Linked DNA regions of Homo sapiens: regions 2 and 3 are each linked to region 1. Evidence: chromatin loops called from intact Hi-C (ENCODE). Cell type or tissue: Calu3. All regions are shown on one strand.

Evidence for each region. A loop is a pair of places that touch in the nucleus more often than their neighbours do. Peaks named below come from ENCODE experiments on the same cell type or tissue, not always from the same donor. Only the 100,000 strongest peaks of a DNase experiment are listed, where the experiment ranks them.
Region 2: it touches region 1 in a loop (2.7-fold over the local background); 2 of 110 quality-filtered maps call a loop at or near these places.
Region 3: it touches region 1 in a loop (11-fold over the local background); 2 of 110 quality-filtered maps call a loop at or near these places.

Annotation. Positions count from the first base shown.
Region 1 is chr1:188,778,575-188,786,574 of GRCh38, reverse strand. No RefSeq gene overlaps it. Among named protein-coding and RNA genes, the nearest start is that of LINC01035, 120 kb to the left of the region's middle. RefSeq lists an enhancer at 4,043-4,337. In Calu3, a CTCF peak has its summit at 4,165 (motif pointing left); a DNase peak (open chromatin) is centred at 4,144.
Region 2 is chr1:188,486,400-188,494,399 of GRCh38, reverse strand. No RefSeq gene overlaps it. Among named protein-coding and RNA genes, the nearest start is that of LINC03121, 270 kb to the right of the region's middle. In Calu3, no CTCF peak of the experiment used is centred here; a DNase peak (open chromatin) is centred at 4,889.
Region 3 is chr1:189,146,684-189,154,683 of GRCh38, reverse strand. It overlaps LOC105371657 (a long non-coding RNA gene), which reads right to left and starts at 4,921. Exons shown (of 5, transcript XR_002958413.2): 1 at 4,808-4,921; 2 at 3,925-4,142. In Calu3, a CTCF peak has its summit at 4,762 (motif pointing right); DNase peaks (open chromatin) are centred at 4,443 and 4,913.

The DNA.
Region 1 (8,000 bases):
ATCCACTCTGAGTTAATGAAATTATGGCAACTATACAGTGTGTGATTAATCATCTATGAAAATAAGATGATATCCCATATATATTTAACTTGCTAGGATACATTTCAATAATAATATTTAAAGGATAAGGTGGCCTCGAAACAGAGTTGAAGTTGTGGATTTTTAAGGTTATGTTAAGCATTGCAATGTGGTACTAACCTTTTTCACAGATGGAATAAAATCTCAGTCTGCAATTTCAGCACCTGCCCTTCAGGGTCTTTATAGCTGATATTTTAAGCAGACAGTAAATGTAGAAAGAACGTTTCATAAAGCATACTCAACAAATATGTGTAAAAATTCAACTCTGTAACTGAAATCCTATTACATATCTATTTAATCTGATTTTGAAGGAAATGCTATTTTTTCTTTCTATAGCAATAAAATGCTACATTTAAAGTCAATCTGTGCATAACTCACTGACATGGATTAAAACTCTAGCTCGTATGGCATTTTTAGCAGACTGTACAAAATGGAAATGTCACCTTTTCTTTGGGGTGAAAGTATTTTGGCTTTCCCTAGAATGAAATATACAGAGTTTAACATTAGCTTTCAAATGAAAAATTCTATTTTAACCTAGAAGTTCAACAAAATGTTAAGTCTGTGAAACTATTACTAAATAACAGAATGTCTAAGTATTTATCCTTGGCCAAAGGTAGTAACTCTATATATTTTTTCTTTTTATTTCTCTTGGATGTATTTGGTAATCCCAATAAACCAGAAGCAATTTCCAAAGATTATGTATGAAAATCTTAATTAACTATGTAATGCATCTATTCATCAATTTTATTTGAAGTATTATTTTGAAAGTTAAATATAGATGATTCCTAAGTATACGAAGTCTACTTATGTGACCAAAATAAGCTAAAATGATGAATGTGATAGAGATCCTGATATCCTCACACTGGGTTTATGAACTCTCCTATAATGATGAGATTATTTCTTTTGGCCCTGAAGACTTGAACTGGTTATACTGACACTGGCCAAAAGAGTATAATATTATATGATACATAACATATGATTGTATCTACTTTATGATATGATTTATTGCTCAATAGAGTGGGGGAAACATTATGCTAAAAAACAAAGAATACAATTTAAACAGCCTCAATAATTATATTTGTCTTCATAGAAATTTAGCAATCTCAACTATAGTAAATGATCAGCACAAAAGTTTGGTTCAATTTTAGAACTAAAATATTATTTTAAATGTCTGATTATCATAGGCTCTGTTAATTCTTTATAACAACATTGCTTATTCACTTTTGTAAATTAGGACAACATAAAGCAATCTGTCTATTATTTAAAAGAATTATAGTATTTTACTTCATTTTTATATACTACAACCCTGTAGATCTTAGCATATTCAAAGAGTTTTGGGTTGTAATTTAGCACAAATTTACTAAATTTGAAATGTAATTTTTCACTAATGTTATCTAATGCTAAAGTTGATATGAACAGTCATGGGTAACTAATTGCAAATAGAAGAAATCTAAAAGTAGATCAGGATATGTAGTCACTTACTGATATGCTTAGGCATCTAGTCATTTGCTTGGCACATTGATACTGATTATTCAGTGACCTGAAACTTGTCTGGGTATCTCTTAAAACAGAAATTTTGGTGTGTAGAAAGTTTTAGTAAAAAATTACTAAATTTTAAGCCCAACAACTATTATACAAAAAATACAGTGCTGAATAAAAGAGAAATAATTTATTCATACAGGAGAATCAACAGGAATGACAGACATGAAAATATTTTCTGTGATAGTGTCACAAAGATAAAATAATAATCTGAAATGGAATCATATGGAGTGACTCTTGCATGATTATACAATTCAGGTTTATTTTATTCAAAATTTAGATGCAAGGCTTTATGCCAATTGTGGTAGATAGATGAGTTTTCTTCGGGGTTTAAAACAAACTTTTTGAGAATAAGAGTTGTAAACATTATGTGTGAATAAATTATTCAATTAATTATGGTAAGTTCTGCTTTCACTCAACATTGCACCCCTAGTGCATACCACACTATTAATTCATGAATAAACGAATGTGTGGCTAATTAGATGAAGGGGTAAATTAGTAACCACAAGAACATGGAGGAGAGGCCACTTACTATGTCTTGGGAAAAATAAGGAATTATAAGTATTATAGAAAATCCTGTGGTCATGCAAGCTAGTGAGTAGTTTGACATGTTATTCATAAATTGTAAGCAGGGAGGGCACCAGAATATTTTTTCATGTTTAAATTATTGTGGCATAGTAGAGGCCAGAATAAATTTAGAGTGAAAGGTTGAAATGTAAATTTAAGAAATTTGAAATTTTTTGAAAATTTTGTTTAGTTAAAAAGTATCCAGAGATTCTACAAAATACCGAAAGGTTTAAACGGACAGAAGGATATTTTAAGAGGTCAACTCAGTAAATAGCCTAGTGTGATGAGTCTATTTTTTGTTTTTGTTTGTTTAATGTTTTTTCAAAGATGTATATACTAAACACCCTAGATAGACATAGTAATTTTATAGTGTTACAGATAAGCATCATAAATAATACACCTGGAGTTTATTCAATGGAGTATAATTTTAGGAATAGAAAATACTATCCAATATCGATGGCTTAAGCCAAATACTTGAAATAAAAAAATGATAAAAACAGGCCAGGCATGGTGGCTCATGCCTGTAATACCAGCACTTTGGGAGGCCCAGGCGGGTGGATCACTTGAAGCCAAGAGTTTGAGATCAGCCTGGCCAACATGGCGAAACACTGTCTCTACAATAAATACAAAAAATTATCCCGGCATGGTGGCACATGCCTGTAATCTCAGCTACCTGGGAGGCTGAGACGCGAGAATCACTTGAACCCAGGAGGCAGAGGCTGCAGTTAGCCGAAATCCTGCCACTGCACTCCAGTCTGGGCAACAGAGTGAGACTCTGTCTCCAAAAAAAAAAAAGAAAAAAAAAAGAAAAGAAAGGGATTACACATATTCTTACAACATGATTGTCTCTAAAATTGAAGGAAGAAAATAGTTCAGCTTTGTAGTTTTTAAAAAAGCCTTCTTTTTATGGGTAATTAAGAGTAGATATTGTTTGTCTGTGTCAATATAAAGAAGGTTAAGAGGAACCTTTATTTAAAATTAATTTTACATGTATATACTTCACTCAAGTACATTTTAAAAGTTCAGAATAGCAGCATATTTTCTTTAGAGTATCACATGTATAACAAGTCTATAACTGCCTTTAATAATCAGTCTTATTTATTTTAATTATTTTAAATGTTATATTTTACATTTATGCATAGTTAGAAAAACATAATTCTTCTTTCCAGGCTTTTATTTAATTTGAATAACTTCATCCCTAACAGTTATAAAACCATGATAAGGTATTATTGCAGAGCGTTGGTAAAGTAACCCTGAAAGATTTCGGTGTAGCATAGCCCATAATTTAATATTCCTCTGCTCAGAGTTAGATAATTCTACTTTCCATTTTAACATTTAAAAACAAATCCCCAGAATTAGAATATGCAACATTAAAAAAGAAGAAAAAGAAATACATAGTAAACATGAATCAATTTAACAGGAAAAGTGTTTATTTTGTTGACAGTGTTTATGGAAACTTTATTCAATTATTTGCTATATTTGAGTATATGTATGGTATGTCTACTATGATTTCATCATCCAAATATATTTTATATTTATACTAAAATGTCTTAACAAAAACATACAACAATTTAAATTTAAAAATCTATTGAAAAACCAAAAGTCTAAGAAAGAATGTTATACACACATACAGACACACACAGACACACACACGCACAAAATTCTTATAAGATTGTGAAAGGTACAAGAGGTAGCCTCTAACTCTAACATAGCTCCTAGTGATTTTTGTTTTCTAGTATAATGTGTGAGTGTGTATGTGTGTGTGTATCTCCAAGCTTATAATTTTTTTATATATATTTCTACATCTATATCTATCTATCCCTTGAGTGTGTGCTATATTTTGTAACTTGCTTGTAAGCAACAGAATATAACAAATTAATGGGATATCATTAGTTACCAAAGACCTGTGACTTCCGTATTACTGGCTACCTCTCACCCTCGCTTGCTCTCTTACTTGCCCCCTCTGGTGGACAACAGATGACAATTCATGAGCTCTCCTGTGGAGAAGACTCCAGCCTGTGAGGAACTGAGTCCTGTGTCCAACAACATGTGAGGAACCGCTAAGTCTTTGAATGATCTCGGAAGATAATCTCCCAGTTGAGCTTTCAGATGACTGCAGTCCTGGCTGACACCTTAATTGTCGCTTCATGAAATCCAGAGTCACAGGGCCTGGGAAAAGACATCCGTGTCCTTAAACATGGAAAATGTTAGATAATAAATGTTACTGTTAATAAGATATTAAATTTTGAGATGACTTGTTATGCAGGCATAGATAACTAATACAATCTTTTTAAAAACAAAAGCTAAAAAACCCCATAAGCTTGGATAAAAAAACATTGTAATATGTATACATTAATAATTACATAAAACCAATAAATCAAATAGCAAAATATAGTCTTTATAAATATTAGTACCTGTATTTAATCATCTATTAAAATCATTTAAAATATAAATAACCCTATGATAAAGATAAAGTTTGTAAATATATTATTCACGCATAGGCATGTAATAGTCCAAACAATACATAAATATAATTATATTTGTTAATGCTAAAATCTATTAAATGTCATAGCATTTTACTTATGCATTTATCAAAATTTTGTAAACATGGTAAGGTACTGTTCAAAATTGACTTGCCACTGCCAATTATGGCTAAAGAAAGTATATTTTTTTCTTACAGACATTTTTGAAGAGCTAATAGGAACCATTAAAATATGTCACCATTTTAATCCTATAGTTTAATATTACTATAGATTATTAAAGGTATTGGAGACTGGTAAAAGACTTAAGAAATAATCCATCATATATTTTGCCATTTAAACAATCATTTTAACATAAATGAATGTTAAATAACCATTTTAAAATATATTTTTTAAGTGCAAATCGCATAAGATCATATAAATGTGTATAAAGACAAAGGTAGGGAAAACAACAAAAAATTAAATCATATATTTAATGAAAATAGTTTAAAAGAATATTCAATTCAGATTTTCACAGCCCAACATGATGTTATTCATACATACTTTTATGTAAAACTGAATAATTTAACTTTTTAACAAGTTCAGATTATGATGTAATGGTTACTGGGGTCATATGTGGACAGATCATAAACTTGTGGGTTTTAAGAAATTTTTACTACAAGAAACAAATATATACTTATTCCCAAACACATCAAGTTGTATACATTAAATATCTAAAGCTTTTTGTAGGTCATCACACCTAAATAAAGCATTTTTAAAAAGATTACATTTCTATTAAAACTTAAGTATTAAAGTACTAAAACTGAAGTACTAAAGTACTAAAATAAATTTGGCCCAAGCTGTTGCTCAAGTTCTGGCTGGACTGCTGACAGGGAGGGGAATGGGGCAAGAACATTAGTTTCTCCTGACCAAACTGGAGTGGCCAGCCATCAAAGAGTTGGCTCCACAAAGGGCCTTTAAATTGCTGGCAATTGAAACACACATATATTATTTGCCTTAATTGTTCTCAAACATTTCTTAATATCAATTTGAGATGTTGCAATCTTTTCCTCATGTTTTCAGAATTAACTGGAAAACGACGACTGCAGTGGCAGTAGTGGGGAGTGGTAATCGAGCAGATCTGGGTTCTGGTGGCATGATGATCACAGAACTATTAAAGCAAGCTCATGAATAGGAGATTAAAGCACAAGGCCTCAAATATCCTGCTTATAAGCACATATTAGTCAGTGCCCCATAGACCTCTTAGAAGATAGGGGGACACACTGAAGGGAAGCTGAGACAGCCTGGGGGTAAGCAGGGAAAGAGAGCGTAAAGAGAGTAACAAAGAAAATGTGCCAATATATAAAAATATGGCTACTTCACAATGGTGAAATTACGGAATCATTTTTTATTTGCAGCCTCCCTTTTTTTTCTCCAACCATGCATGTGATGAGAAGCAGGAGAAAGTTAATCCAACTTATTAAAAACTAGAAACATGATAATTCTAAATTTGTATATATTATTGAAACATAACATTAGAGATTTCTTATTAATGGTTTAAATTTTTCAAATGTATTGTCACACAACGATATAAAATAAATTGAAGCATTTACATGATTTTAATTTGATAATTTCGATAAAAAGGATATTTAATTCAAAATATCATTGTCAGCCTGGGGGAATACAAGCTATTTCTTTCTCTTATAAATAGAACACAGAAAGTTTTTTTATTCCTTAGGAAATTCTGTGAATACAAGTATTAAAACTAAGACTGAGACAAGTGATTGACAACAGTTCAGCGAGTTCAGCAACATTCTTTTGCTTTATATTCAGGATGTGCTGCCTGTAGCATAAATTAGTCTTAAACCTTTGAGTTTTGTCCTTTTCCTTTAAAGAAGTAGCAATTGTAATATTTATGCTTTGGCTCATCTGCCTAAGTGAGCTATGACAATTAAGGCACATTTTTTGAATAAGTATTTCAAAGCAGCCTTCTGATTATCAATTTGGGGATCTTTAAAGCAGAATAAAAGAGAATCAAAAAATTGGTATTTGACGTAATTTTGTAAACTAAATTAAAACATTGGTTATTGTACATTCATTGAAATTTTAATGCTCCTTTAAAAATGCAATAATAAGTAACACTATACTGAAAACATTCTGAAGAAGCCATGAACACATTTATTATTCCATACAAGGAATTATATTGACATTTCCTATTTATCTTGTCTCTTTCACTATAAGAAAAGCTCAGTGAACTCAGATAGTAGGCCATGTTTATATTTGTATTGGCAGCACAATAGGATATATAATATTGTAAATTTATATTTGTTACCTAATTAACTTTAGTAAGATAATAAAGAAGTTTAGAGAAGTATAAAGTTGATAATAATTATGTAAAGACAACAATCATACTGTTTACACTTTAAAATCAGTGAAAGTTCTTAGAGTACCTACTTAGAATTATTAGAGCTTAAGTCTAGATTGATCAATCATTTCAGATATGAGTGCTGGAAGTTAATTTTAATTTTCTCTCTCATTAGTGTTTACATCTATCTAAAGCAAAAGATAATAGTATTGAGTAAGGTAGAAGAGAAAAAAATGCTACATTCAAATAATTAATATTTTATTTAGGCAGAGTATTCGTTCATTTTCACACTGATAACAAAGACATACCTGAGACTGGGTAATGTATAATGAAAAAGAGGTTTAATGGACTTACAGTTCTACGTGTCTGGGGAGGCCTCACAATCATGGTGGAAGGTGAAAGGCACATCTTACATGGTGGCAGTCAAGAGAGAATGCGACCTGAGCAGAAGGGGAAACTCCTTATAAAAACATCAGATCTCATGAGACTTATTCACTACCATGAGAACAGTATGGGGGAAACCACCCCCATAATTCAATTACCTCCCACCAGGTCCCTCCCACAACACATGGGAATTATGGGAGTTACAATTCAAGATGAGATTTGGGTGGGGACACAGCCAAACCATATCAGGCAGATTCAAAGGCAGAAATAAGATAAATGTTCTTATATTCTTATATTGAGAAATATAAGTCGAATTCTATGAAGTCTTTGCAGCTGACTATATGGGCTCATTCTCTCTGGAACAGTGTCAAAACAAATGCCCAAAGTAAAATTTTCTTCCCTTTTGTAATAGTCATTTTATATTGAGAATGAATCATTGTAGCAACAAATACGGTAGATAAACAGTCTGAATAAATGTCTGAGTAAAGATAAGTGGCATGATGTTCTTTTGGCAGTAAAAGGAAATTCACTTTTGACATGTTCAAGAAAATGACACTAATTGAAGTGTTCTCCTCACTTATCCATATTTGACCATTATACAGTTTCGT
Region 2 (8,000 bases), 290 kb after region 1:
CCCAACTCACTTTTGTATTTTTAGTAGACATGGGGTTTCACCATGTTGGGCAGGCTGGTCTCAAACTCCTGACCTCATGATCCACCCACCTCGGCCTCCCAAAGTGCTGGGATTACAGGTGTGAGCGCATGCATTATATTGGACCAAAATGCATGAATAGATAGTTTTATTTGGTATTTTTATATTTTTCAAAATCAAAACTTGATCTTTCAAAATAACATGAAGTACATACAAAATATCACCTTGCATTCATTAAAGGAATTTAAAGAAAATACATTTTTATACTAACACAATTTTCTTTAGTCACAAGAATTATAAAACGCTACTCTGGTTTTATGAATTTCTCAAATCTGAGAAAATAAAGGACAAATAAAGAAAACAATTAAAGTATTGATGATTATTATTTACAAGTGATTTCATTTTAATCAAGTATATTTGTTTTATCAGGATTATTGGAAACATATAGCCAATAGAGACTGTCAATTTATACTTACTGCTAAGATGGGCATATGAAACATAGGTAGGCATGGCATATATTCATATAAATTCCTATGTAGTCATAAATATACATAATATATAAATATGCATATACAATAATTTAAATTTATTTAGATATTAGAGGTTGAGCATCTCAAGTCTAAAAATCTGAAATCCAGAATGCTTCAAAATCTGAAACATTTTGGATGCCAATGTAACACTCATAGGAAATGAAATTTGGGCATTTGGGATTTCAGATTTTCAAATTTGACATGATCAGCATTTAAGTATACTGCATGTATTTCAAAATCCCTAAAATAAAAAATTTGAAATACTTCTGATTCCTAGCATTTTAAATAACGGATATTCAATCTGTGCTATATGAATGAATTGGTAAAAATTGCCATAGGGAAATTAGGTTTCCCTATATTTGATAGATCTATATTTGATAGAGGATTGAATTTAAATGAATAGATTGAATTTAAAATTTAGGCCAATTTATTGCTCAATTGGGTGTAAGGTTTTATTAAATCCCTGCTATCATTGTTTACAAGTGATACCCCTACATCTGCACTGGCTTTTTATGTCTTCTTTATTCTTAGATTTAAAATATTTTTGTTTTTTTTCCTGATTATATAAAGAAAAATTATAATTAATAAAGTAATTACTTTTTTGTGTCTAATTCTAGATATTTGAGACAGGTCTCCTGAAATATTAATGGCAATGACAAAAGTTCTTAATTTGTCTCAGGCATTTTATTTATAAAATCTTTGCATTATCTTGAGAAAGTAAACAGTATCAGAAGAGTATTAATTCAATTGTCAATATTTATCTAATTGAGATTCAAAAAGATATGTCAATGTGTTGGTGTCAACTCAATCGTTTTAAACCCTTACTACTTTATAAAATACAGAATTTCCTTATAGAAAATTCTAGAATTTCCATTGTACACCTGTACATCTGCTTGTTTTTTTTTTCATCCAATTGTAATGGCTAAAACCATGTTAAGAGTAATTTTTTTTAGACCGAGTAGTTTTTTGGTTTTGTTTTGCTTTAAGTTTTATTTTAAGTTCAGGGGTACATATGCAGGTTTATTATATAGCTAAACTCATGTCATGGGAGTTTTTTTTACAGATTATTTCATGACTCCAGTATTAAGCCCAGTACTCATTAGTTATTTTTTCTCATCCACTCCCTCCTTCCACCCTCCACCCTCTGATAGGCTCCTATGTCTGTTATTCCCCTCTGTGTGTCCATGTGTTCTCATCATTTAGCTTTTACTTATATGTGAGAGCATGTGGTATTTGGTTTTCTGTTTCTGCATTCATTTGCTAAGGATAATGGCCCCAGCTTTATCCATGTTCCTGCAAAGGACATGATATCATTATTTTTTATGGCAGTATAATATTCCATGCTGTATATGTATCACATTTTATTTGGGTATTTATGTTGATTCCATGTCTTAATAGGTTTTAGAAATAAATGCCAAACATGAACAAAAATTAAACTATTTTTATATATAATGATGTAATATAGAAAACTAATACTTGGAGTATAAAAATTATGACAGAAATTGATTTTATAAATACATAGGAAAATTTATTATTGTTCTGTAATCCTTATTTATTTTGTTAAAACATTCAAAACTTTCGAACTGTTGATCATATTTCTATATGGAAGTGAAAAATAAAACTAGTGCAGCTAACAGATATTTGTTACACTGTAATTTTAAACAGAGAATTGTAGTGTTATTTTTCCCTGTTCCTATTTAAAGCCTTATCAAGTTTGAAGAATACTCTCCTCCTGCATTTCTCACCATGTGATTTATGATAAAATGAGCATCTTTCCATGCTTAGGCAAAATATCAGAACTTTTTGCTAAATTTGGATAAGATTTCAACATGTTACCCTTTGCAGTTTCAGTGTCTTGAAATATCTCTGAATTCCATTAATGGGAAGGTTTTTGCCCATGTCAATTCCTCTGGACATCATTATTTGTATTATAATCACTTTTCTCAATTGTATTGCTAAGATTGCCTTAACTAAGCCTCCTTGGCTGCATATTAGAATCATGGTCAGCTATTTCTTCTATCGTGCCATATATATTCAATTTAAATTTTACTTTCATTGTTATTACATTTATTGTTTGTTGCATTTTACCTTTGTTGGCCCATCTTTTTGATTTATTATTTATTTTTTGTAAAATGACATGTGGGTTTATCACATAATACAATAAAATAATATTACACATTTTGCTGTCTGTGTATGAGCAGAATAACAGATGAATAATCACCTATTACTGTCCAACCTTGATCGATGTGATGTGATTAGTTATTAATCATGATATACAGTTGCTATATATGTAGTGATTTGTAGAATAGGGAGCTAACCACAAACTTAATGCTATATGCAATTATCCACAGTTGATATATCACGGTAACTGAAATTTGTGCTGTGTGTTGTGGGTACTAGTGTTATTTAACTAAGCCATGGTAACAGAAATTTGGGCATACATAAATTGTTCATAGTGATGCTGCCTATATTTGCATGTTAATATATAACTTCAGATAAACCTGCCACAAGGTGGAAATAATAAAAAGTAATTTAATAATCCCTTTCATGATATTATAAACAGTTCAAATCAAACATTCAGAGAAAAACACACTTGTTCACGATTTTTATTGTTAAGTTTGTATTGTTCAATGATACGTATCAATTTGGTCCGTAATTTAAAAAGTGAACCTTAACTATAAAAAAATTCATTGACAGCAAAATAATTTTATCTATATGGTACCTGAATATATCAGTGCTTTCAAGCTGTTTACAAAACTAAATACTTTTATATGTTGATAAATTGATACATATTAAACATATAATAAATTGTTAACATAGCAAGATTCATAAAAACATCCAAAGTATGATTATATTTTTGTAAAAAGTAAAAAAAAAAGATTTCTATTGAACATTATATCTTTTGCTATTTATCTACTCTATCTAATCCTATGTATCTTTGCATAGCACACAGAAGAAGAACTCACCAGTGTTAACAATGGTTTGCTGGTGACTGGAAATGACAGTGTCAAGTAGAATGCATGTAATCAAAAACATGCATGGCTTTTATAATTTTAAATATTTAAAAATATATAGTTTAGAAACTGGAAAGAAACAACCATCAAGCATACTCAACTGAGAACAAATTTAATCTAATGCAATTGTCAAATTTCTATGGAGATAAATCTAATTTTAAACAAATTGTTTGGAAAATTCAATGCTCCTATATCGATTTAAATCATTAGTTTGCACCAAGTACCAAAATAAAACCTGGTTAAATTAAGTCAGTGCACAACCTGTCTTGATATAGGTAAATAGTATATTCAGACTGATGGAAAGATGACAGCAGACAATGGCAGGGATGCCCTGCATGCTGTTTGCATAAATCAACCAACATTCATTTAGCTAATGGATAGAAAGAAAGAAGTTAGTGGATCAAGGAATCAAGATTAAACAGCTGAATAATTAATATAATTTTTTAGGATGTACAGTATTTCAAGGTTTCAGGTCTCAAAAATCTTCACCAAGGGGAGATGAGCTACAGATGACAACACCTGAGTGAATCAGTGTCACATCTGTGTTTCACTCAAGTGCAGCTTCAAATAAATAAGGGTAAAACACCTCTGTGAACAGGTTATGCTACCTGTATGCTGGGAGTCATCAAGTTAAAAATTAGTTTAGATAATATTCAATGTAAACACAGTATACACTACATATAACATACAAATACATATAACGTGGGAATATATTACCACCAAATTTGGCAAATTCTTAATCTATGCCATCTATAAAAACTTTCAAAAGATTAAGACTGACATTAACCTCTTTTTATGTGACAGTCACTTTCATAAAAGTTATGCATGTACTATCTAATTAAGGAAGTGTATATTACAACCAGGGAATTACTCAGTCATCATTTTTTACCTTTAGCCTTCCCAGGCAGAGCCAGCCTAATATAAGTGCTTTCTGGTATTTAGAACAGTGGAAACAGAACAAAGGTCATTTATTAGTCAACGTAGGTTAACCACTATAACAAATCCTTTAGCAGCTTAATTGAAAATAATTGTTTTTTATTTGTGTTTGTTTTCTTCACTCTCACTCACTTCACAGTGCAATGCCCTCCAAAGCTCTCTATTCTGCACAATCATTCAGGAATTCAGATTGTTTCTATCTAGGGGCTCTACTACCCCCAGGGGTCATATAATCTGGCCAATTGTCAAAAGCCTCCAGGGAGGGTGCACAGAGGAAGTATGCAGGCAGTTTTACTAGGGGCATCCTGAAAGTGCCATCCCTCACTCTCCACCGACCAACCCCCATGCCTTTGGCCTGAACTCAGTCATACAGTGCCACCTAACTTCAGGATTCTGGAAAACAGAGGCTATCTGATTTCTCATAAGGAAAAAATGTGACTTTGTGACTATATTGCGTGTCACTGCCAGAGGTCATCTCCCCAGGCATCTCTGGAAGCCATATGAAGAGAAATGTAGAACAAATACAGAGCCTATGCTTCAAAAACACTACGCGTAAAAGAACACACACACACACACACACACACACACACACACACATGCGCACACACATGAACAACAAAAAATAGGTGAATATTTAATGGATTTAAGATGGGGAATAACTTCTCAATTTTCAATGAAGTACACGAAATCACAAAGAAATAAGCCAGTATTCTTTACTAAATGAACGTTTAAAATTATATAGAACAACATAATTAATAATTATTTTTGTGGAAAAAATTACTTGGGAAAACATTTCTAGTAAATATGAAAAGCGATTAATGCCTACTTCTTAGAAAAGTTCTCAAAAATTTAAGATTAACATTAACCTTTTTTAAAGTGTCAGGCATTTTCATAATGGTTGTACCGTTGACCCTTGAACAACACAGGGGTTAGGAATGCAGACTTTCCATACAGTCAAAAATATGCATAGAAGGTTTTACTCCCTAAAAGCTTTACCAATAGCCTGCTGTTGACTGGAAGTCTTATAGATAACATAAACAGTTAACCATATTTTGTATGTTTATACGCATTGCATAAATCACTCTTACAATAAAGAACGCTAGAGAAATGAAGATGTTGTTAAGAAAATCATAAGTAAAAGAAAATATATTTAATATTCAGTAATTGGAAGTGGATCATCATAAAGATCTTAACTTTCATTGTCTTTACATTGAGTCGCCTGAGGACTAAGAAGAAAAGTATGGGTTGGTCTTGTTGTCTCAGAGGTGGGCAGAGGCAGGAAAGGTAAAACAGGTGAAAAAGAGGCAGGAGAGATGGGCATACTTTGTGTGATTTGACAGAAACACATCATAATTTTTTCCAAGTTTCTGCTTTTCCATTTCTCTAAAAATATTTCTCTAGATTACCAATCCTTGTCACAGATTGCAATATATGGTACATATCAAGCAACTCAACTTTTTCTTGTAAAGTCATGATTTTTCTCTGCTTCTCAGGAGCACTTCCAGTATCACTAGTGGCACTTTGTATGAGTCCCATGGTGTTATTCAAAGTTTACTGTAGTGTACTAAGCATGATTAACAATAAGTGAGAATTGTAAGACATCACTTTTATGTTGATATGCAGTTAGAAAGAACTGCTTCCGTGGAGATGATTAGCATCACATGGCATTTTAAGTGGATACTTGTAACACTTGAGCTCACAGCAATAGGAACAGAAGGTGGCTACAACATTATGACAGTAGTAGAGTATGTACTACAGTTAATTTTATGCAGTTATGATTTAATACTGCATCTTTATGTTTGTTTATGTTTCTACTGCAAGTGATGCCATTTACACTCTGTGTTTGTGTATGTATATTTTGATAAATTTTAATGTTTTATAAGAGAAAGTGGATGATAAAATAGACTAGTATCTGTAGTAGCTACAGTATTATAGTATATAGATCTATAGACATTATAGACTAGTATCTACAGATACTAACCATTATAGATTATAGTATTATAGATAGTATAGTATCCATAGATACTAGTATATTTTATAATGGTAAAATAGTATCATTCATTAGATTAAATAGACTAGTAGTGAATGATAAAACAGATGAGTATCTACATATATTTTATGCATTCATGACATATATAATTTTTTAAGCTTTAAATACATATGTATAGACTATGCAGTATACTTGCTAGTTTTTCACATTGTCACAAATCTGGAAAAGTTTTTATAATATATTTATTGGAAAAAATATACACATAATTAGACCCATGCAGCTCAAATCCAGGTTGTTCAAAGGTCAAGTGTACATGTATTGTGTTACTTATTTACACTAAAATCTCAATAATTATTGAGTGTATTTTACTGATAAAGATACCAATTTTCAGAAAGGTCAAAGTAATTTTCCCAAGTTCACAATGTTTATAAGTTGATAAACACTCCAAATCATGAGAAAAAATACTCAAAAATAGCAATAAAAAGAGAAGTGTTAAAACTGGCAAATGAAAATGACATATTATCAAAGATTAAATTTATACTGTTCCAGCAGGTTAAGAAGGAAGAAACTAGGGGAAGGGTGGGGGGGAATGACATACTTAACATATTTATGCCCTAAGTTTCTGTGCATAGGCATTGCACAAGGAATTTTGGGCAAATGAGAAGGACAAATGCACAGAGGCATGCACCTACATATGTGCACACACATGTGCATTGTCTGTGATGTGCAGAGTAATGATCAACAATAATTGCCAATCTCCTAAAACCATGAAACCTGCAGACCTGTTAGACTGTATGGCAGAGAAAAATTAAGGTTGCTTCTTTTGATGGTTTATTTTATAAGTCAGCTTGGCTAGGCCAAGGTATCCAAATATTTGGTCAAATACCAGTCTAGATATTCTGTGAAAGTAATTTTTAGATGAGGATAACATTTAAATCTGTGGACTTTCAGGTAAGCTTATACCTTTCCATAATATGGGCGGACCTCCTCCAATCAGCTGAAGGCCTTAAGAAGAAAAAGACTGACATCTTCTGAGGAAGAGGGGATTCCACTCCAGACTGCTTGAAAACTGGAGCTGCAACATCAACTCTTCCCTGGGTCTCCTTCAGTTTCTTGGCCTATCCTTCAGATATCAAATTTTCCAGTCTCCACATTGCATGTGCCAATTCCTAAAATTAAATCTGTATCTCTGTAGATACACATATCTTATTGGCTATGTTTCTCTGGAGAACCATAACTAATACACTAATCAACCAGCTTCTTTAAATTATACCTTAAGTTCTGGGATACATGTACAGAGCGAGCAGGTTTGTTACATAGGTATACATGTGCCATGGTGGTTTGCTGCACCCATCAACCCATCATCTACATTAAGTTATTATCCTAATGCTATCCCTCCCCTTGCCCACCACCCCCTGAGAGGCCCTGGTGTGTGATGTTCCCCTCCCTGTGGTCATGTGTTCTCTTTGTTCAACTCCCACTTACGAGTAAGAACATGCAGGGTTTGGTTTT
Region 3 (8,000 bases), 370 kb before region 1:
ATTTGAAAATGCTGACTTTAACACATTGGTGGTACTAAAAGTATCCAGCTCGTTTATTTGACATGAATTTTCTTACTATTGAAAGTGGATTTTTACTATTTTCTAGGAAATAATTTTAAATTAAATATTGTTTCTGCTATACTAGAACTAATAATGATTTGCTACAGATAGTGACATATAATATGGTTATTAAGAAATAGCTGAATGGAATAGATAATAAAACAAGAAAAACAATAACCTTTTAAAATGATTAATCCTGCTGAACTTAAACAATATATAAAATGGTCACTGAGGACAATATATGCTTGCCATGTAAGTCATATCATCACTTTCCACCACTTTCATCAAATTAAAAATCACTTCAATACTGTATCTGTCAGTGTTCAGTAATGTCATATTGCTACTTATATCTGGAAGTCATGAGAAATAAAAAAAGATAACTCTTGCCAATGTTAATAGCAACTGATGAATGAGCATTTTTCTCAATTTCTCAGTCTTCCTGCTGTTAAGATATCTAATTTGAACTGATATGAAATATCAGGCTCACAGTTTAGAGGAAAACATTCTGCCAGTTATGGTCAGGGAACTGCATATTTCTAGCTTATCTTCTTCATTGTAAACTCTCTAACACCTAGAACTCTACCTACCCATAGTGGACACTCAAAAATAATTTGCTGAATGAATAGTAAATGTGGACAAACTAAACAAACATGATCAGGTAAAAAATTATTATTTGATAATATGAAAAAAGCAGAAAAAAAGAAAATTTCTTTTTTTAGAGTTTTCAAAAATAGGTAAATGTTTATTGCAAAAATTGTGGACTGTATTTTTCAATGTTATTTTTGCCTAGTAGAAAACAAGGTTATCTTTAAGTTATTAATGTAAATTACACAAACATTTATATCTGAAATATAGATTTGCTATGATTTTAATATACACTCAATTGTCTCCAGAGTTGTGATATTGTCTTTGCCACGGATATAATAACCATAGTGGGAACTCTACCTTATAGTTAGAGGTTAGAAATTGATAAATTATTTAAAGAAATCAATACTCTAGCAACTACTAAGCAGAAAGATAAAATCTGGAGACATCACATTGTCTGACTTGAAACCATACTGCATGGCTATAGTAACTAAAATAGCATACGACTAGTACAAAATAGACACATAGATAAATAGAACAGAATAGAGAACCCAAAAATAAAGCCACATACCCATAACCAACTGATCTGCGATAAAGTCAACAAAAACAAACAATGGGAAAAGGGCAACCTATTCAAAAAATGATGCTAGGAAAACTGGCTAGGCATATGCAGAAAAATGAAAAGTGGACCCCTATATCACACCATACACAAAATTAAGATGAATTAAATACTTAAATGTAAGATCTGAAACGACAGAAATCCTAAAAAAAAGAAACTCTTTTGGACACTGGCCTAGGCAAAGAATTTATGATGACGACCCAGATTAAATGCAACAGAAACAAAAATAGACAAATGGGATTTAATCAAGCTAAAAGTCTTCTACACAACAAAATAAACTATCAACAGACTAAAAAGACAAAATTACAGGATGGAAGAAAATATTCGCAAATTATGCCTCTAACGAGGGACTAATATCCAGTATCTACAAGTTACTTGAACAACTCAATAACAACAACAATAAAAAGCCCACTAAAAACTGAGCAAAAGACATGTGCAGACATTTCTCAAAAGAAGACATACAAGTGGCCAACAAACATATGAAAAAGTGCTTAACATCACTAGTCATCAGATAAATGCAAATTAAAACCACAGTGAGATACTATCTCACACCAGTCAGATTGGTTATTATTGAAACATCAAAAAATAACAGATGTTGGAAAGGATTCAGAGAAAAGGGAACATTTAGACACTGTTGGTAAAGATATAAATTATTTCAGCCTCTGCAAAAAACAATATGGACATATCTCAAATGACTAAAAATAGAACTCCTGTTTGACCCCAAAATCCCACTACTGGATATCTACCCAAAGGAAAAGAAATCTTTATATTAAAAAAGACATTTGCACATCATATATTTATTGCAATACTATTCACAATGTCAGAGTCATGGATTCAACCTAAGTGTCCACCAGTAATGGACTGGATAAAGAAAATGCGGTATATATACACAATAGAATATTATCCAGCAATAAAGAAGAATGAAATAATGTCCTTTACAGCAACATGAATGAAGCTTTTTAGGTTGTTATTGTAAGAGAACTAATTCAGAAATCAAAAAATCAAATATCTCATGTTCTCACTTATAAGTGGGAGCTAAACAATGAGTACACATAGATATAAAGATGGAGACAATACACTCTGGGGACTCCAAAAGGAGGGAGGTAGGAGGAGGATCCAGAGTTGAAAATGTACCTATAGTGTTGAATATTTAGGTGATGGAGATACTAGAAGCCCAACCCCCTCCATTATGCATGTAATTCCCATATAACAAACAAGCACATGTAACCCCTGAGTCTAAAATAATATTAACAAAATAAATAAATAAAACTAATGGCAGAAATACTTAACATTGTATAGAGAGGGTTATGGTTTTAAAATTTAAGACCAAATCAAAATGGATTTTCAATCAGTTTCTTTTGGACAACGTTTAGATATTCCTCTTTTTTTAATTGACACATCTCACCTTTCTAAAGTTAAAAGACTAAAAAGTGCTACAATTTGATAATTTTGTAAATTGTGATACACTGTAAAGCAAAATGCTAAGAAATATAACATCTTGTCCCAAACTTATTTTTGTTCAAGTGCATCAGCCATAAAATTGAATTCCTGATGTTCTCTCAGTTATTTTAAAAGTAACAGGTAGGCCACTAAACATTCAAAAATGGTATTGTATTTGACATGTAAATAAAGATTTATTCATTGTTAGTACTATACTAAAAAGCAATTTGATATTCTTGCCTAAGTAGAAAAATATATCGAAATCTAACAGGCCTGGCTCACTACTGAGGAGTCTGGCTCTTGGTGAAAAACCTGCATAATTTTTCAGTCCCAGCCACAGGCAATTGCAGAGGCTTTACCTGACAGTCCTCAAGGAAGGTAGTCACCCTCTCTGGAACAGACTTGGTGCACAGTCAGCACATTGCAGTCTCTAAATTAGAGAGTTGCAGTCAAGGACTCAGGCAAACTGGCAGATCACACCCTTTCCATATTTAAACTTCTATCTCCAGCACCTCCATTTCTCTTTCTCTTTTTTTTTTTAAACCACCACTCGGTTTTTATATTTTCAATTAAACAAAATATAAAAAGAATCATGTAGCCATAACCCAGATTTAGCCATTGTTAATATTTTTGCCACAGTTTATATTTTTTTCTGAAGTATTTTAAAGTAAATTACTTAATAATACTTTATCTCTAAACATTTCATATGTTGGAAATAAGGACATTTTCTCAAATAACTGCACTATTAGTATCACATCTAACAAAATTGACATAACTTGCTGATATTATCTGATACTCAGTACCAGAAATGTTTTCTACAGCTATTCAAAATGGGATCCACTAAAGAATCACTCACTGCATTGGCTGTTATGTCTCTCAAAATAGAAAGAACACACAGTGTCTTTTTTCCCCCCAGACATTATCTTGTTGAAAAGACTTGTCCTGTAGAATATTCGACTTTCTGAGTTTGTCTAATGATTTTTTCATGGTGTCATTTAAATTTTCCTTTATCCCCTGTTTTTTCTATCAAGTGAATCTTAGCCTATGAAATATCCCAGCACCTTCATTTCTAGAGTCTCTTCGAGGCCTGGCAAGAGTCTCTTCAGATGTCTCTGCTGAGGCCTCCATATGGGTGAAGGAGGGAGAAAACAAAGACGATTTTCCCCGCTCTGATTCAGCACCCAGCAGTTTCCACCCCTAGGCCCCACTCTGTCACATACCTCTCTTCAGAGTCTCTCCTCATGGTCCAATGGTTATTTCAATCCACAATCCACAGGTAAAAATGGAACAGAAGGAATCGGCGTTTCTTTTGGACAATTACTTACACCATCACGATAAGCACTTAAAAGATTCTCTTTCATTTTTGGCTTGTGGCTTTACTTGCTACTCTGATACCTGGTACATCAAGTTTCTTCCAGCTGAGCTGAGTTTCTGACACCTACCAAAACAAAAATAAATTCAGAGGTATACACCTTTTCATAGTTTGTATTGAAATACTATTGCTTCTATTAATAACAATATGTAAAGTAAATAATGTATATTACTTCATTAATATGTATAGGAAAATCTTCATTGTAGATACAATAGACTTTGTAAAATTCAATGACATTTTTGAAACAAATGGGATGTTAAAACAACATACTGAAATGAGAAAGGTTTCCTTGTCCCCCTAGCAGGACGTCCAATGGAGGTGTGACTCACTCCTTCAGTGCCCTGCTCCTCAAACCTCTAGGGGAGCATACAGGCAGGCAGGCTGTGGGGCTCCAACCCCACGGCAGTGTCTAGGGGTGAATGTTTACAGCTCCTGAAGCCCCAGTGGGTGTATGTTACAGGGTGCTCTCTTAGTTTGCCATCTATAGGCGGCCTGTATTAACCAGCTCAATTAAACCCCCTTCCTTATTACAAGGACAGACGGATTTCTGTATCCTGGGGTTTCTTGCCTTAGTGTACCTGAAGAATCAGGTCACATGTGGGCTTGGAGAATGAGTGCAAGGCTCTCCGCTAATGGGGGAGCCAGAAGGGAGATGGTTGTCCCCAGAAGCTGGGCCGCTAGATGGCCCCAGCTCTCCTCCAATAGCCCCAGTAAATTCTGCCTCGTCCCACCTGTGGATGGCCTGCCAGTGTGCAGGGGTGCTCTTCAGCTGGCGTGCTCTCAACAACCAGCCGCTTGAGTGTTCTGCCGCCGATGCGTTCCTCACGACGCCCAACCACTTCTGTGTCTTCCCGCCAGGGTCTTGGGTTTTTATAGGCCCAGGATGGGGGCGTGGTGGGCCAGGGTGGTCTTGGGAAATGCAACATTTGGGCAGGAAATGCCTGTCCTCACCTAGGTCCCCGAAGGCGGAGCCCTAGCCGGGGAACAAGACCTCCCCTGTTCTGCACTTCCGTTCCGGCTTCCATATCATTTAAAGGGACCACACTCTTCCCTTCCCATTCTGGCTTAAAGTTAATATATTAATTCTTTAACCCATTCTGGCTTAAAGTTAATATATTAATTTGAATGTTTTTGCAAGAATCACCTATATTGGAAATATAAATATGTTCCAGTTTTTTAAAAGGGAAATGCTTTCTTATTGAGAGCCACATCTATGATCCTCACCCACTTGCTTTTTTATTTATTCAATAAATTTATATTCAGTATCTAAAATTTGCCAATTGCTGGGCTGATTACCAGATACATAACTGTGAGGCAAGACAGAAAATATCCCTTATCTCATAGGTTTTATATTTAAGTGGAGTATAGAACACAGTTTGTTGAAATTCAGAAAAACCATATTTTTATCAATCCAGGCAGTCACAAGTGTGTTCAAATTCTAGGGGAAGAAACAAACCCTTTACCTGCATGGAATAAATGAATAATAATTTACACCTATATTTTTGTTTGTTTGCTTGTTTAATTTACTATCATAGTATTATTAAGGAAGTTAAAATTACCAAATTACAGGATTGAAACAAAAAAGTTTTTGTTAGAAGATTTTGGAAAAACTTATTTATAACTAGGCACCAGATATGAAAATTTTTCTTCCTGTAACATTTTTCTTAAATTTCCCACTTCAGAAGGATCTGTAAAAACAGGGGAATGGGATTATATACAATATGAGTGTTAATATTTTCCTGCCCCATCTATCCCAGGGCTTGATCCATTGTCTCATTAATAAAGCTGCATTGTGACTGGGACATAGGCTATGGACACAACAAGATGGACTCACTGCCACTTTAAAACACGTTTTTGTGTACATTTATAAATGCAGTAAATCCCATTGATTAAAGGATATATATATAGATGTATATGTATATGGATTAAGATGTATTAATATGTATATATCAAGATATATACATATATATATGGATTAAAGGATTCTCTGATTCTCTTCTATTTTTAGGCTTGTTGCTTTAATTGGTTACTCTGACAGCAGCCAATTCTCCAGTGGCTCAACTCTTTTCCAGCTGAGCTGAGTTCCTGACACCCACCAAAACAAAAACAAAGTCAGAGGTATATACTCTTTCATACTTTGTATTGAAATAAAATTACTTCAAACAACATGTAACCTAAACAATGTATATTCCTTCATTAACAATTCTGTGAAGAAAATTATTCTAGATACCATAGATTTTTTTTAGTTTGATGACATTTTGCAAAGGAATAGAATGATAAAATCCAATTGCACTCTACCGTGCAATAATTTCTGTAGCTCTTGCAATAAACCTGTGAGGTAGGTATTACAATCATACCCAGTTTACAAATGAGGGAACTGAACCTCAAGGGGAGAAGACGATGGTGCAGACAAGAGCACTAGCTTTTAAATTATATATATTTATATATGATATATATGATGATATATATATTATTATATGATGACACTGTGTATTCATACTTCTTATTACAAAATATATTTGGATAACTGATTGGCACTTTTACAAGCATCTGATTATGATTTCCTCAGGAAAGGCAGTAAAACTAGCCAGTAAAAATGTCTGTTTATTTTCTATAACAATACACATAATTTATCACCTGATGTTGACTCAATTGATCAAAATAATTTCTATTCCTAAATTATTTTTTATTTAGATACATTATCTTTGGTTTGCATAAATTATATAAATCAGTTGACATTGTATATATACCCAAATCATTATAGTTAGTATTTTGGATGAAAACTCGATTTGTATTACGATAATTATAGTATCTTCTCATCACAAAATAACCCATAATGGGGAGTTTTACTTTTATTATGAATTTTATTTTTTTTCTAGTCACAGGTACTCCTACTAGGGACACATATATTAGCTCATTTTTATATTTGCATTTATATTTTTCTGATATTACTTTTCTACAAAAATAAACTAAACACTTTCAGAACATATGTTAGAAAGTGAAAATAACCATTTCTAAAAACATTCTTAACTTCAAGTTTATTTGTGTAAAGGGTTAAGATTACATGAATGTCATCTTTTTATGAAGTACCAAACTCTAGTTTTATTACTAATTCCCTTCTGTGTGGAATCAAACACTGCATATGGCTATAACATTGATTTCTAATTTTATGAAAATTGCCCTACCAACAGCTGGTCCCTTGAACAAATGAATATGTCAGTGACTGATTACAGATTAATGACATAGCTATTCTTCAAAGGTATAGCAATTCATATTCAAATTTGGTCTCTTTGTAGTTTAGAATGCTTAGTTAAACCAAAAACTCTTTAGCTTATGCAATTAAATACTTTTATTTATATAAAATTGAATGCCTTTGAAGATATATACAGTTTAGAAGAAAAAAAGGATTGAAAAATTTCAATTTAGGTTTATTGAAAAGTACATCTGCTTTCAATGTGATTTATCAAGATCAGAATGAAGTAACTGCTAATCAAATTTGCCTTAAAGCATCAGACAATATTATGTTATCTGACACGTTTATTTAGAGCCAATTTTTAAACATTTATTCAACTTCTACAGATGTAAAAGTTCAGTTTAAAAATCAGAAATTGCTCTGAAATCCTTATTGTCAAGCACATTGAAAAATATGTCATTACTCATTTAAAATGCTGTAGAATTCTTTTCAAAAAAGTTTTCCAGATTTTAATTGACTAATTGTAATTATATATATTTACTGGGTACAGTGTGATTTTATTTTACATATCTATATTGCATAATGCTCCATTCAGGGTTGTTTGTGTATCCATCACCTCAATTATTTATTATTTTTTGTGGTGAGAATATCTAAAAGTCTCCCTTTTAGCTATTTTGTACTACACACTATTCAACTGTTAACTATAGTTGTAGCACAGTGAAATAGAACAC